Regions from separate parts of the Homo sapiens genome. Here regions 2, 3 and 4 are each linked to region 1. A link is a contact called in ENCODE Hi-C or POLR2A ChIA-PET data. All regions are on one chromosome and are shown on one strand. The core of a region is the stretch at or near the end of the contact, and the rest is flanking DNA. Distances in the headings are between cores, read along the strand shown.

What was found. A loop is a pair of places that touch in the nucleus more often than their neighbours do. ChIA-PET counts read pairs that join two places held with the same protein, here RNA polymerase II (POLR2A). Pooled maps may share reads with other maps.
Region 2: a map of CD8-positive, alpha-beta T cell shows a loop between it and region 1 (5-fold over the local background). The contact joins the enhancer-like site here to the promoter of ZNF66 in region 1. A Hi-C loop is called at or near these places in 2 of 168 maps with a recorded cell type or tissue (CD8-positive, alpha-beta T cell and naive thymus-derived CD4-positive, alpha-beta T cell), 1 of 37 single-sample maps with no recorded cell type and 10 of 50 pooled maps. POLR2A ChIA-PET finds 5 or more read pairs at or near these places in 10 of 52 experiments (CD4-positive, alpha-beta T cell, GM12878, OCI-LY7 and 3 more).
Region 3: a map of naive thymus-derived CD4-positive, alpha-beta T cell shows a loop between it and region 1 (6-fold over the local background). The contact joins the promoter of ZNF90 here to the promoter of ZNF66 in region 1. A Hi-C loop is called at or near these places in 1 of 168 maps with a recorded cell type or tissue (naive thymus-derived CD4-positive, alpha-beta T cell), 1 of 37 single-sample maps with no recorded cell type and 8 of 50 pooled maps. POLR2A ChIA-PET finds 5 or more read pairs at or near these places in 3 of 52 experiments (CD4-positive, alpha-beta memory T cell, activated B cell and activated naive CD4-positive, alpha-beta T cell).
Region 4: a map of CD4-positive, alpha-beta T cell shows a loop between it and region 1 (2.6-fold over the local background). The contact joins the promoter of ZNF486 here to the promoter of ZNF66 in region 1. A Hi-C loop is called at or near these places in 3 of 168 maps with a recorded cell type or tissue (CD4-positive, alpha-beta T cell and naive thymus-derived CD4-positive, alpha-beta T cell), 1 of 37 single-sample maps with no recorded cell type and 14 of 50 pooled maps. POLR2A ChIA-PET finds 5 or more read pairs at or near these places in 10 of 52 experiments (CD4-positive, alpha-beta T cell, CD4-positive, alpha-beta memory T cell, CD8-positive, alpha-beta T cell and 5 more).

Annotation. Positions count from the first base shown.
Region 1 is chr19:20,774,960-20,777,659 of GRCh38, reverse strand. ZNF66 (zinc finger protein 66) reads right to left here and starts at 1,356. Exons shown (of 4, transcript NM_001355197.2): 1 at 1,210-1,356. The coding sequence starts at 1,212.
Region 2 is chr19:20,237,156-20,239,855 of GRCh38, reverse strand. LOC105372310 (a long non-coding RNA gene) reads left to right here. Exons shown (of 7, transcript XR_007067164.1): 3 at 66-874; 4 at 1,306-1,568. Among named protein-coding and RNA genes, the nearest start is that of ZNF486, 71 kb to the right of the region's middle. RefSeq lists enhancers at 631-1,149, 1,661-2,171. Within about 2 kb of position 1,380, at least 17 of the 41 ENCODE cell types and tissues checked have a DNase peak (open chromatin) inside an H3K27ac peak, as active enhancers do; they include CD8-positive, alpha-beta T cell and OCI-LY7, where a contact is called at or near this core.
Region 3 is chr19:20,076,723-20,079,422 of GRCh38, reverse strand. It overlaps ZNF90 (zinc finger protein 90), which reads right to left and starts at 1,423. Exons shown (of 4, transcript NM_007138.2): 1 at 1,288-1,423. The coding sequence starts at 1,290. RefSeq lists an enhancer at 1,001-1,480.
Region 4 is chr19:20,165,851-20,168,550 of GRCh38, reverse strand. ZNF486 (zinc finger protein 486) reads right to left here and starts at 1,337. Exons shown (of 4, transcript NM_052852.4): 1 at 1,191-1,337. The coding sequence starts at 1,220. The region is part of intron 5 of LOC105372310 (a long non-coding RNA gene); the gene reads left to right. RefSeq lists an enhancer at 1-755.

The sequences.
Region 1 (2,700 bases), core at 107-2,606:
CAAGACTCCGTCTCAAAAAATAATAATAATAATAATAATTAATTGAGGAACATGGGGGACACTTGAGGCCCTGCTTGGGACACATGTGAAAAATGCCAGGGAAAGTCAGTCCCCTGTGGGATGTGAAAATAATTAAGTGGCAGGCAATTAGACTGAAGAGGCTCTAGTCCCCGGATTTCTATTTCTAAAAAAAAAAAAAAAAAAAAATCTAAGCTCAAGTGCATTTTTTGGCAAATTACTACATTAGGGGAAACAAAATTCAGGCTTCAGCAACTATAAACTGCCAATTAAGCTCTAATTACATAACCAGGAAATTTCCACCTTGATTGTACAAATTAAGAAACTACATTACTAAACCTAACAAATTATTGAATTTGGTTTTCCTCATCATGCATTTTATAAATGTCTTTTCTTCAAGCCTCTCCCATGGACCACAAACTACAAACTATAGCTGGGTGCTCTACAATTCTTGAATCACTCTTTGATTAAATTGTTTGATATTTTTGCAGTGACTCCCATAATTTTTTTTTTTTTTTTTTTTTTTTAGACAAGAGTCTTGCTCTGTCGCCCAGGCTGGAGTGCAGTGGCAGGATTTCAGCTCACTGCAACCTCCGCCTCCCGGGTTCAAGCGATTCTCTCACTTCTGCCTCCCGAGAAGCTGGGACTACAGACATTCGCCAACATATCCACCTAATTTTTGTATTTTTAGTAGACAAGGGGTTTCCCCATTTTGGTCAGTCTGGTCTTCAACTCCTGACCTCAAGTGATCCGCCCGCCTCGGCCTCCCAACGTGCGGGGATTACAGGCTTGAACGACCGCGCCCGGCCCCATACAATTTTAATAGCAGAAAAGAGAAACTGTGAACCCCACAGACCAAAGCTCTTCCCATTCATGAACCCGCACCGCGAGTCAGCATTCTCCCCTGAAGACCCTCCGGTGGTCCCTGCACAATCTGGGAGAGACACGGCACTGCGGGTGCAGAGCTGCCCACAGAGCGCTCCAGGCCAGGGGCACAGTCACTGCGCGGGGAAGCGACAGGACGCCCGGGGGCCAGGCTGTCAGCGTAGCCGCCATCTTATGGCTGAATGGGACTGAGGCAGAGCTGGGTAAGGAGAATTCGGGGTGCAGATTGTGGAGCTGACTGAGGGGAGGCCTGAGTCCCGCCACAGACACTTCACCTCTCTCGGGATGCTGGACCGGCACTCTCACCATTTCTAGGCTTCCAGGGGGTCCTGGCGTCTTAGCTGTGGATCTCCCAATACCTGCAGGACACAGGGCCACAGAGGCTGGGCCTCTAGGAGAAGAAGACAGAGAGCAGTGAACAGACGACCTGGAGCTCCAGCTGCAGGGAGAGACAAAGACCCCGCCAAATCCGGAAGCCGTCCTGTTCATTCCAGCTGCGTGCCTGATTGGACGGTTTCCAGCCCAGCGCCTCTGATTGGCTAATGCTTAAGGTCCCGCCCCCTCAGACACTGAGTGACAGAAGATGTGATCAGCTGCTGGGCGGAGTGAAGAAAAGAGTGACAGCCTAAGCTGCAGCCTTTTCAGGCAGGGCTTCCTCCCAGAGCTGAGCCTGGTCCATGCCAGAGCATGGGAACATTTTATCTCTTTTTTACTCTCTGTCTTGTTGAATGTATTCAAAGGTGAACAGAAGTATTTTGCTGTCATATTAATAATACATAAAATTTTTGTTCAAGAGAAAATCAGCTTTTACTTTGGTAATAGTGTATTAACGATTAAAGCTAATTTTAATAAAACCTTATAAATAAATCAAATTTGTCATTTTTGACCACTCCAGATTTACATATATATTTTGTAATCCCTGTAATTTTTTTATCTATTTATATTTTATTTTTATCCACATTCTTCTTATTTTTTCAACTTGAAACAACCTTTAAGTAATTTCAAACTGCTATAAGAGATAGAAATAATTTAGGGTCAGGCACAGGTAGCTCATGCCAGTAATCCCAACACTTTGGGAGGCCAAGGTGGGTGGATCACTTGAGGTCAGGAGTTCAAGACTAGCCTGGCCAACATGGTGAAACCCCATCTCTACTCACAATGTAAAAAATTAGCTGGGTATGGTGGTGCACATCTGTGGTCCCAGCTACTCCGGAGGCTGAGGCAGGAGAATCACTTGAACCCAGGAGGTGGAGGTTATGTAACAGCCCAAGGGGTTCATTTTGCCCTTTGCCTAGACAGAGCCAATTCATGAAGACAGGAGAATTTATGGAGGAAAAGTTAAATGTTAAATTTGAACTCAATTGAACGTGGACACAATGGTCACCAAGTCCCAGAACAGGTCCTGGTTGTGAGCCCCTGAGGTGTTCATCCAGAGCTGTATCAAAGAAATGTCTATTTCATTCTATTACTATACATTAGTTGTTGAAAAACAATAGACAATCACAAAAACAACTTGACCCTTTTGTGTTCCGTGAGGCAAGTCCCAAATGGCCCTCCTCACTGGGCCTTATGCCAAACAACTCGTTACAAAAGAGCTAGGGTCCCAGACCACCCTGAAGCTTCATGAGACTCCTTGTCTGTGCATGAATGGGTGGCCGACTCTGGAGCCTGGGCTGTTTCTTCCTACTCAGTTGGTAATCCTCCATAGTCTAGTGAGGGTAAATATATATATATATCTTTTCCCATCTCCTCTTCTTACTGCAATTTGCTTATTATATCAATCTGTGTATTATATTT
Region 2 (2,700 bases), core at 131-2,630, 540 kb after region 1:
CTTGTTTGGATTCTGGAGACATCATATTCCCCACTTGGGTAACATGTTACAACCTCTGCATGCAGCCACCAGAAAACGCTATGACTTTGGGGAGAGAAAGAGATCATGGCTTCCGAACAAGATAAACAAGCAGTGCAACTGGCCCTGGATCTATGACCCATTTGGGATGGTCCCGTAGAACTGCAAGTAACTGTCCTAGATCAACATGCTAATTGGAGCCTTAGGCAGAAACAAGATGGGAAGAGGTACATTTCTGGTTTTGGACCCAGAAACTGCCAGAGGCCAGCAAAGCTTATAACCCTTTCGAGGAGCAATTGTTAGCTTGCTATTGGGCTTTGCTGGAAACGAAACACCTCTGCTTCAACCATGATGTCTTTATGAGGCTTGAAATTCCTATTATGACTTGGGTCATGAGTTCCCCCGAAACTCACCAGATAGGGCACGCCAAGGGGGAGAACTGGGGGAGTTTCCATTCCGGGATTTGGGACGTCCCCAAGTTTCCAGCCTTGGGCTCCAGAGTCAGACACCGCACTCTCCAGGCTGGAAGATTCTCCACCAGGCCAGGAAGCAACAGCATGGGTTCCAGAGTGGGACACCCGCACTCACCAGACTATGAAGGACTCACCACCAGACCAAGAAGCAACAGCCTGAGCTCCAGAGTCAGACACCACCCTCATCAGACTGTGGAGGATTCACCACCAGACAGGGAAGCAACAGCCTGGGCTCCAGAGTTGGCCACTCGTCCGTGCACAGACGAGGAGAGGTCTCATGAAGCTTCGGTGCAGTCTGGGACCACAGCTCTTTAGTAACGAGTTGTTTGGCATAAAGCCCAGTCACAGGGCTCTTCAGGACAGGGCTTAAGGAACACAAAAAGGTCAGCTTGTTTTTGTGATTGTCTATTGTTTTTCAACAATAGTAGCTGTAATCCCAGCTACTCAGGAGGCTGAGGCAGGAAAATCGGGTGAGCGAGACCCCGCCACTGCACTCCAGCCTGGGTGACAAAGCGAGACTCCGTCTCAAAAAAAAAAAAAAAAACATTAGCTTTAGTATTGATAATACACTACTAACAAAGTAAACGTTGATTTTCTCTTGAACAAAAATTTTATGTATTATTAATATGCCAGCAAAATACTTCTGTTCACCTTTTGAATACATTCAAAAGGAGAGTGAGTACAAAAGAGAATTTTCTCATGCTCTGGGGGGGGCCTGGGTCAGCTCAGGAAGGAAGCCCTGCCTGTAAAGGCTGCAGCTTAGGCTGTCTCTCTTCACTTAGCCCAGCATCTGATCACATCTTCTGTCACTCAGGGCCTGAGGGGCGGGACCTAAAGCATTATCCAATCAGAGACGCTGGGCTGGAAACCGTCCAATCAGGCACGCAGCTGGAGCGACGAGGACGGCTTTCCGCTTTTGGCGCGGCCTTTGTCTCTAGCTGCAGCCGGCGTTTCAGGTCTCGTCTTCACTGGTCTGTGTCCTATTCTCCTGGAGGCCCAGCCTCTGTGGCCCTGTGACCTGCAGGTATTGGGAGATCCACAGCTAAAACCCCAGGACACCCTGGAAGCATAGAAATGGTGAGAGTGCCCGGCCGACATCCCGAGACAGGAAGAGGGGCAGGGTGGAACTGGTGGGAAGTGACTGTGGCGGGACTCAGGCCTCTTCGCAGTCAGCTCCACAATGTGCGCCCCAAGTTCTCCTTGCCCAGGTTGGCCTCAGCCCCCTTCAGCCTTAAGATGGCGACTGCGCTGACAGCCGGGCCGCCAGGCCTCCTGTCTCTTCCTCTCGCAGTGACTGTGCCATGGCCTGGAGCCCTTTCTAGGCAGCTCTGCAGCGGCAGCGCCGCGTTTCTCCCAGATTTTGCAGGGACCATGGGAGGGTCGTCAGGGGAGAATCCTGACTCGGGATGTGGGTTCATGAATGGGAAGAGCTTTGGTCCGTGGGGTTCACAGTTTCTCTTTTCTGTTATTAAAAATGTGTGGAATCCGGGAGGTGGAGCTTGCATTGAGCCGAGATTGCACCACCACTCCAGCCTGGGCGACAGAGGGAGACTCCGTCTCAAAGAAAAAAAAAAAGTATGGTGCCAGGTACGAAATGCCAGTAATCCCAACACTTTGGGAGGCTGAGAAGGGCTGATCACTTGAGGTCAGGAGTTGAAGACCAGCCTGGGCAAAATGGGGAAACCCCATCTCTACAAAGAAAATAGAAAAATTAGCTGAGTGTGATGGCGAATGTCTCTAGTCCCAGCTACTCGGGAGGCAGAGGAGAGAGAATCGCTTGAACCCAGGAGGCGGAGGCTGCAGTGAGCTGATATCACACCACTGCATTCCAGCCTGGGTGACAGAGCAAGACTTTGTCCTTTTTTTTTTTTTTTTTTTTTTTGAGACGGAGTCTCGCTGTCGCCCAGGCTGGAGTACAGTGGCGCGATCTCGGCCCACTGCAGGCTCCGCCCCCTGGGGTTCACGCCATTCTCCTGCCTCAGCTTCCCGAGTAGCTGGGACTACAGGCGCCCGCCACCTTGCCTGGCTAATTTTTTGTATTTTTAGTAGAGACGGGGTTTCACTGTGTTAACCAGGATGGTCTCCATCTCCTGACCTCGTGATCCGCCCGCCTTGGCCTCCCAAAGTGCTGGGATTACAGGCGTGAACCACCGCGCCCGGCCTAAGACTTTGTCTAAAAAAATAAATAAATACATAAATTATGGGAGTC
Region 3 (2,700 bases), core at 174-2,673, 700 kb after region 1:
CAAACAAGTGCCTCAAAACAATAACATCATTATCAGTAAGACCCATCCAGTTTCCTTTCATCTTAATCTTAACTGCATCTGCCTGGACAAACTCCATCTCAAAAAAAAAAAAAAAACCCTCCTTTTGCAGGCTTAATATTAGCCTTAGCTCGGAATCACTAGGTTCAAGCTTTAATTTCCATGCCAGAGTTATTCACTGGGTTTTTGAAACTAAGTGTTGGAAAATACAGTGAAGTTACTAAAACACAGTGTTTACATAAAGGATGGAAATTTTAAGATGCTTACTTTTTTTTTTTTTTTTTTTTTTGAGGACTCTCCCTCTGTCGCGCATGCTGGAGCGCGATGGAGGGATCTCAGCTCACTGCAACCTCTGCCTCCCGAGTTCAAGCAATTCTCGGGCCTCAGCCTCCCAAGTTGCTGGGATTACAGGCGCTTGGCACCACTCCAGGCTAATTTTTGTATTTTTAGTAGAGAGAGGTTTCACCACGTTGGATAGGCTGGTCTAGAAATTTGACCACGTGATCCGCCCGCCTCGGCGCCCCAAAGTGCTGAAATTACAGGCAGGAGCCACCGCGCCTGGCCGGGAAGGGGTTATTAGCCCTAATGCAGTTCTGTTTTTGTTTTCCCTCCATTGGCTGGGGTCAGACCGCACAATCTAAGCTGATCCCGGTTGGCTTACACTCAAGCTTTTTCCAAATCGGGTAATGCGCGATTTGTGAGAAAAGGAGAAGGGAGAAGAAGGGGTAGGGGTGATTTACAACTTTTCCAACTTATGACCAGGAAGTTGCGTCTTTGAAGAAGAACTACGTTGTACTAACAACCCTTTACCTCAAGTGATCCGCTCGCCTCGACCTCCCAAAATGCTGGGATTACAGGCATGAACCACAGCGACCGGCCCCATAAGTTTTTAATAGGAGAAAAGAGAAACTGTCAACCCCATGGACCAAAGCTCTTCCCATTCATGAACCTGCACCCCGAGTCAGGATTCTCCCCCGAGAACCCTCCCGTGCTCCCTGCACAATCTGGGAGAGACGCAGCGCTGTGGGTGCAGAGCTGCCCAGAGAGGGCTCCAGGCCAGGGCAGGGAAGAGACAGGACGCCGCGGGGCCCGGCTGTCGGCGCTGTTGCCATCTTATGGCTGAAGGGGACTGAGGCCGAACTGGGCAAGGAGAAGTCGGTCGCAGATTGTGGAGCTGACTGCGGGGAGGCCTAAGTCCCGCCACAGCCACTTCCCATCGGTTCCAACCAGTCCCTCCCCTCTCTCGGAATGCTGGAAAGGCACTCTCACCATTTCTAGGCTTCCGGGGGTCCCTCAGCTGTGGATCTCCCAATACCTGCAGGTCACAGGGCCACAGAGGCTGGAGAAGAAGACACGAAGCAGCTAAGACCAGATTTGGAGCACCAGCTGCAGCAAGAGACAAATGGCCGCGCCAAACCCGAAAGCCTTCCTCTTCGCTCCAGCTGCCTGCATGATTGGACGGTTTCCAACCCAGCGTCCCTGATTGGATAATGCTTAAGGCCCCGCCTCCTCAGTCCCTGAGTGACAGAAGATGTGATCACATGCTGGGCTGAGTGAAGAAAGAGTCACAGCCTCAGCTGCAGCCTTTTCAGGCCGGGCTTCCTCCTTGAGCTGAGCCAGGCCCACCGGAGAGCATGGGAAAATTCTTTTTTACTCTTTCTCTTTTTGAATGTATTCAAAAGGTGAACAGAAGTATTTGGCTGTCATATTAATAATACAAAAAATTTTTGTTCAAGAGAAAACTTTTACTTTGGTAATAGTGTATTATCAATACGAAAGCTAATTTTAATAAAACCTTGTAAGTAAATCAAATTTGTCATTTTTGACCTCTCGAGACTTACATATACATCATATATATTTTGTAATCTAATGTAATTTTTTTAACTTTTTATATTTTATTTTTATCTACATTCTTTTTATTTTTTCAATTTGAAACAACTTTTAAGTAATTTCAAACTGTTATAGGAGACAGAAAGGAAATCATTTAGGGCCAGGCGCGGTGGCTCACGCCTGTAATTCCAGCACTTTGGGAAGCCAAAGAGGGCGAATCACTTGAGGTCAGGAGTTCAAGACCACCCTGGCCAACACGGTGAAACCCCATTTCTACTAAAAATACAAAACCTTACCTGGGCGTGCTGGTGCACACCTGTAGTCCCAGCTACACCGAAGGCTGAGGCAGGAGAATCTCTTGAACCTAGGAGGTGGAGGTTGTGTAACCGCCCAAGGAGTTTACCTTGCCCTTTGCCCAGACAAAACCAATTCATCAAGACAGGGGAATTTGTGGAGGAAAAGTTAAATATTTAATTTGAACTCAATTGAACGTGGACACAAACAATGGTCACCAAGTCCTGGAAGAGGTTGTGTGAGCCCCTTGAGGCGTTCATCCAGTGCTATTTTAGAGAAATCTCTATGTCAATCTATTCAATCTATTCCTATACATTCGTTATTGAAAAACAATAGACAAGGCCGGGCGCGGTGGCTCACGCCTGTAATCTCAGCACTTTGGGAGGCTGAGGCGGGCGGGTCACGAGGTCAGGAGATCAAGACCATGCTGGCTAACACGCTGAAACCCCGTCTCTACTAGAAATACAAAAAATTAGCCAGGCCTGGTGGCAGGCGCCTGTAGTCCCAGCTAGTCGGGAAGCTGAGGCAGGAGAATGGTGTGAACCTGGGAGGCGGAAC
Region 4 (2,700 bases), core at 88-2,587, 610 kb after region 1:
TCCCGAGTAGCTGGGATTACAGGCATGCGCCACCAAGCCCAGCTAATTTTGTATTTTTAATAGAGACAGGGTTTCTCCATGTTAGTCAGGCCGGTCTCGAACTCCCGAACTCAGGTGATCCGCCTGCCTTGGCCTCCCAAAGTGCTGGGATTACAGGCGTGAGCCACTGCGCCTGGCCCTTCTTTTGTGTGTGTGAAGGAGTCTTGCTCTGTCACGCACACTTAAGTACGATGGCGCGGTCTCAGCTCACTGCAACCTCCGCCTCCTGGGTTCAACCAATTCTCGTGCCTCAGCCTCCCAAGTAGCTGGGATTACAGGTGCCTGCCACCACACCTGGCTAATTTTTGTATTTTTAGTAGAGACGGGGTTCACGGTGTTGGCCAGGATGGTCTAGAACTCCTGACCACAAGATCCTCCCGCCTAGGTCTCTCAAAATGCTGGGATTACAGGCGTGAGCCACCGCGCCCGACCAGGAATGGGTTTTTAACCCCAACGTAGTTTTTGTTTTTGTGTCCTTCCCCTATTGGCTGGGGTCAGACCGCACAATCTAAGCTGATCCCGGTTGGCTTAGACCCAAACTTTTTCCAAATAGGATAAACGAGCGATTTGCGAGAAAAGGAAAAGGGAGAAAAAGGGGTAGGGTTGTTTTACAACTTTTACAACTTCTGATCAGGAAGTTGAGTCTTTGAAGAGGAATTTAGTTGTCCTAGCAACCCTTTACCTCAAGTGATCCGCCAGCCTTCGCCTCCCAAAATGCTGGGATTACAGACGTCAACCACCGCGCCCGGCCCCATAAATTTTTAACAAAAGAAAAGAGAAACTGTGAACCCCACGGACCAAAGCTCTTCCGAATCGTGAACCCGCACCCCGAGTCAAGATTCTCCCCTGATGACCTTCTCGTGGTTCCCGCACCATCTGGGAGAGACCCGAAGCTGCGGGTGGAGAGCTGCTGCACAGAGAGGGCGCCAGGCCAGGGCACGGTCACTGCGCAGGGAAGAGACAGGACGCCCCGGGACCGGCTGTCAGCGCAGCCACCATCTTATGGCTGAAGGGGACTGAGGCCGAGCTGGGTAAGGAGAAGTCCGGACGCAGATTGTGGAGCTGACTACGGGGAGGCCTGAGTCCCTCCACAGCCACTTCCCATCAACCAGTCCCTCCCCTCTCTCAGGATGTCCAATGGGCACTCTCACCATTTCTAGGCTTCTAAGGGGTCCCGGCATCTTGGCTGTGGATCTCCCAATACCTACAGGACACAGGGCCACAGAGGGTGGGCCTCTAGGAGCAGAGGACACAGAGTAGCGAAGAGGCGACCTAGAGCTCCAGATGCAGCGAGAGACAAAGGCCGCGCCAAACCCGGAAGCCGTCCTCTTTGCTCCAGCTGCCTGCCTGATTGGACGGTTTCCAGCCCAGCGTCTCTGATTGGATAATGCTTAAGGCCCCGCCCACTCAGTCCCTGAGTGACAGAGGATGTGATCAGATGCTGGGCTGAGTGATGAAAGAGTAACAGCCTAAGCTGCAGCCTTTTCAGGCAGGGCTTCCTCCCTGAGCTGAGCCAGGCCCACCCTAGAGCAAGGGAAAATTCTATCTCTTTTTTACTCTCTCTCTTTTTGCATGTATTCAAAAGGTGAACAGAAGTATTTTGCTGTCATATTAATAATACATAAAATTTTTGTTAGAAAATCAACTTTTACTTTGGTAATAGTGTATTATCAATACTAAAGCTAATTTTAATAAAACCTTATATATAAATCAGATTTGTCACTTTTGACCTCTCGAGATTTACACATATATTTCATAATCACTTGTAATTTTTTTAACTTTTTATATTTTATCTACATTCTTTTTTTCAATTTGAAACAACCTTTAAGTAATTTCAAATTGTTACAGGAAATAGAAATCATTTAGAACCAGGCGCAGTGGCTCACGCCTCTAATTCCAGCACTTTGGGAGGCCAAGGTGGGCGGATAACTTGAGTCAGGAGTTCAAGACCAGCCTGGCCAACATGGTGAAACCCCATTTCTACTAAAAATACAAAAAATTATCTGGGTGTGCTGGTGTGCACTTGTAGTCCCAGCTACTCCGGAGGCTGAGGCAAGAGAATCGCTTGAACCCAGGAGGCGGAGGTTGTGTAACAGCCCAAGGGTTTTACCTTGCCTTTTGTCTAGACAGAGCTGATTCATAAAGACAGGCCTTTTGCCTAGACAGAGCCCATTCATCAAGACAGGGGAATTTGTGGAGGAAAAGTTAAATATTAATTTTGAAATAAATTGAACACAGACACAAACAATGGTCACCAAGTCTCAGAACCGGTTGTGTGACCCCCTTGAGGCATTCATTGAGGCATTCATGTAGTGTCATTTCAGAGAAATCTCTGTTTCAATCTATTCCTATATGTTAGTTATTGAAAAACAAGATAACGTTTTTGTGTTCCTTGAGCCCAGTCGCAAAGGGCCCTAGTGACTGGGCCTCATGCCAAACATTTCAGCTCCATCAGGTCATTTATGTTCCTCTCCAAACTGTTTATTCTAGTTAGCAGTTCCTCTAACCTTTTATCAAGGTTCTTAGCTTCTTCAAATTGGGTTCGAACATGTTTCTTTAGCTCAGCAGAGTTTGTTATTAACCATCTTCTGAGGCCTACTTCTGTGAATTCATGCATCTCATCCTCTTATGTTCCTCTCCAAACTGGTTATTCTAGTTAGC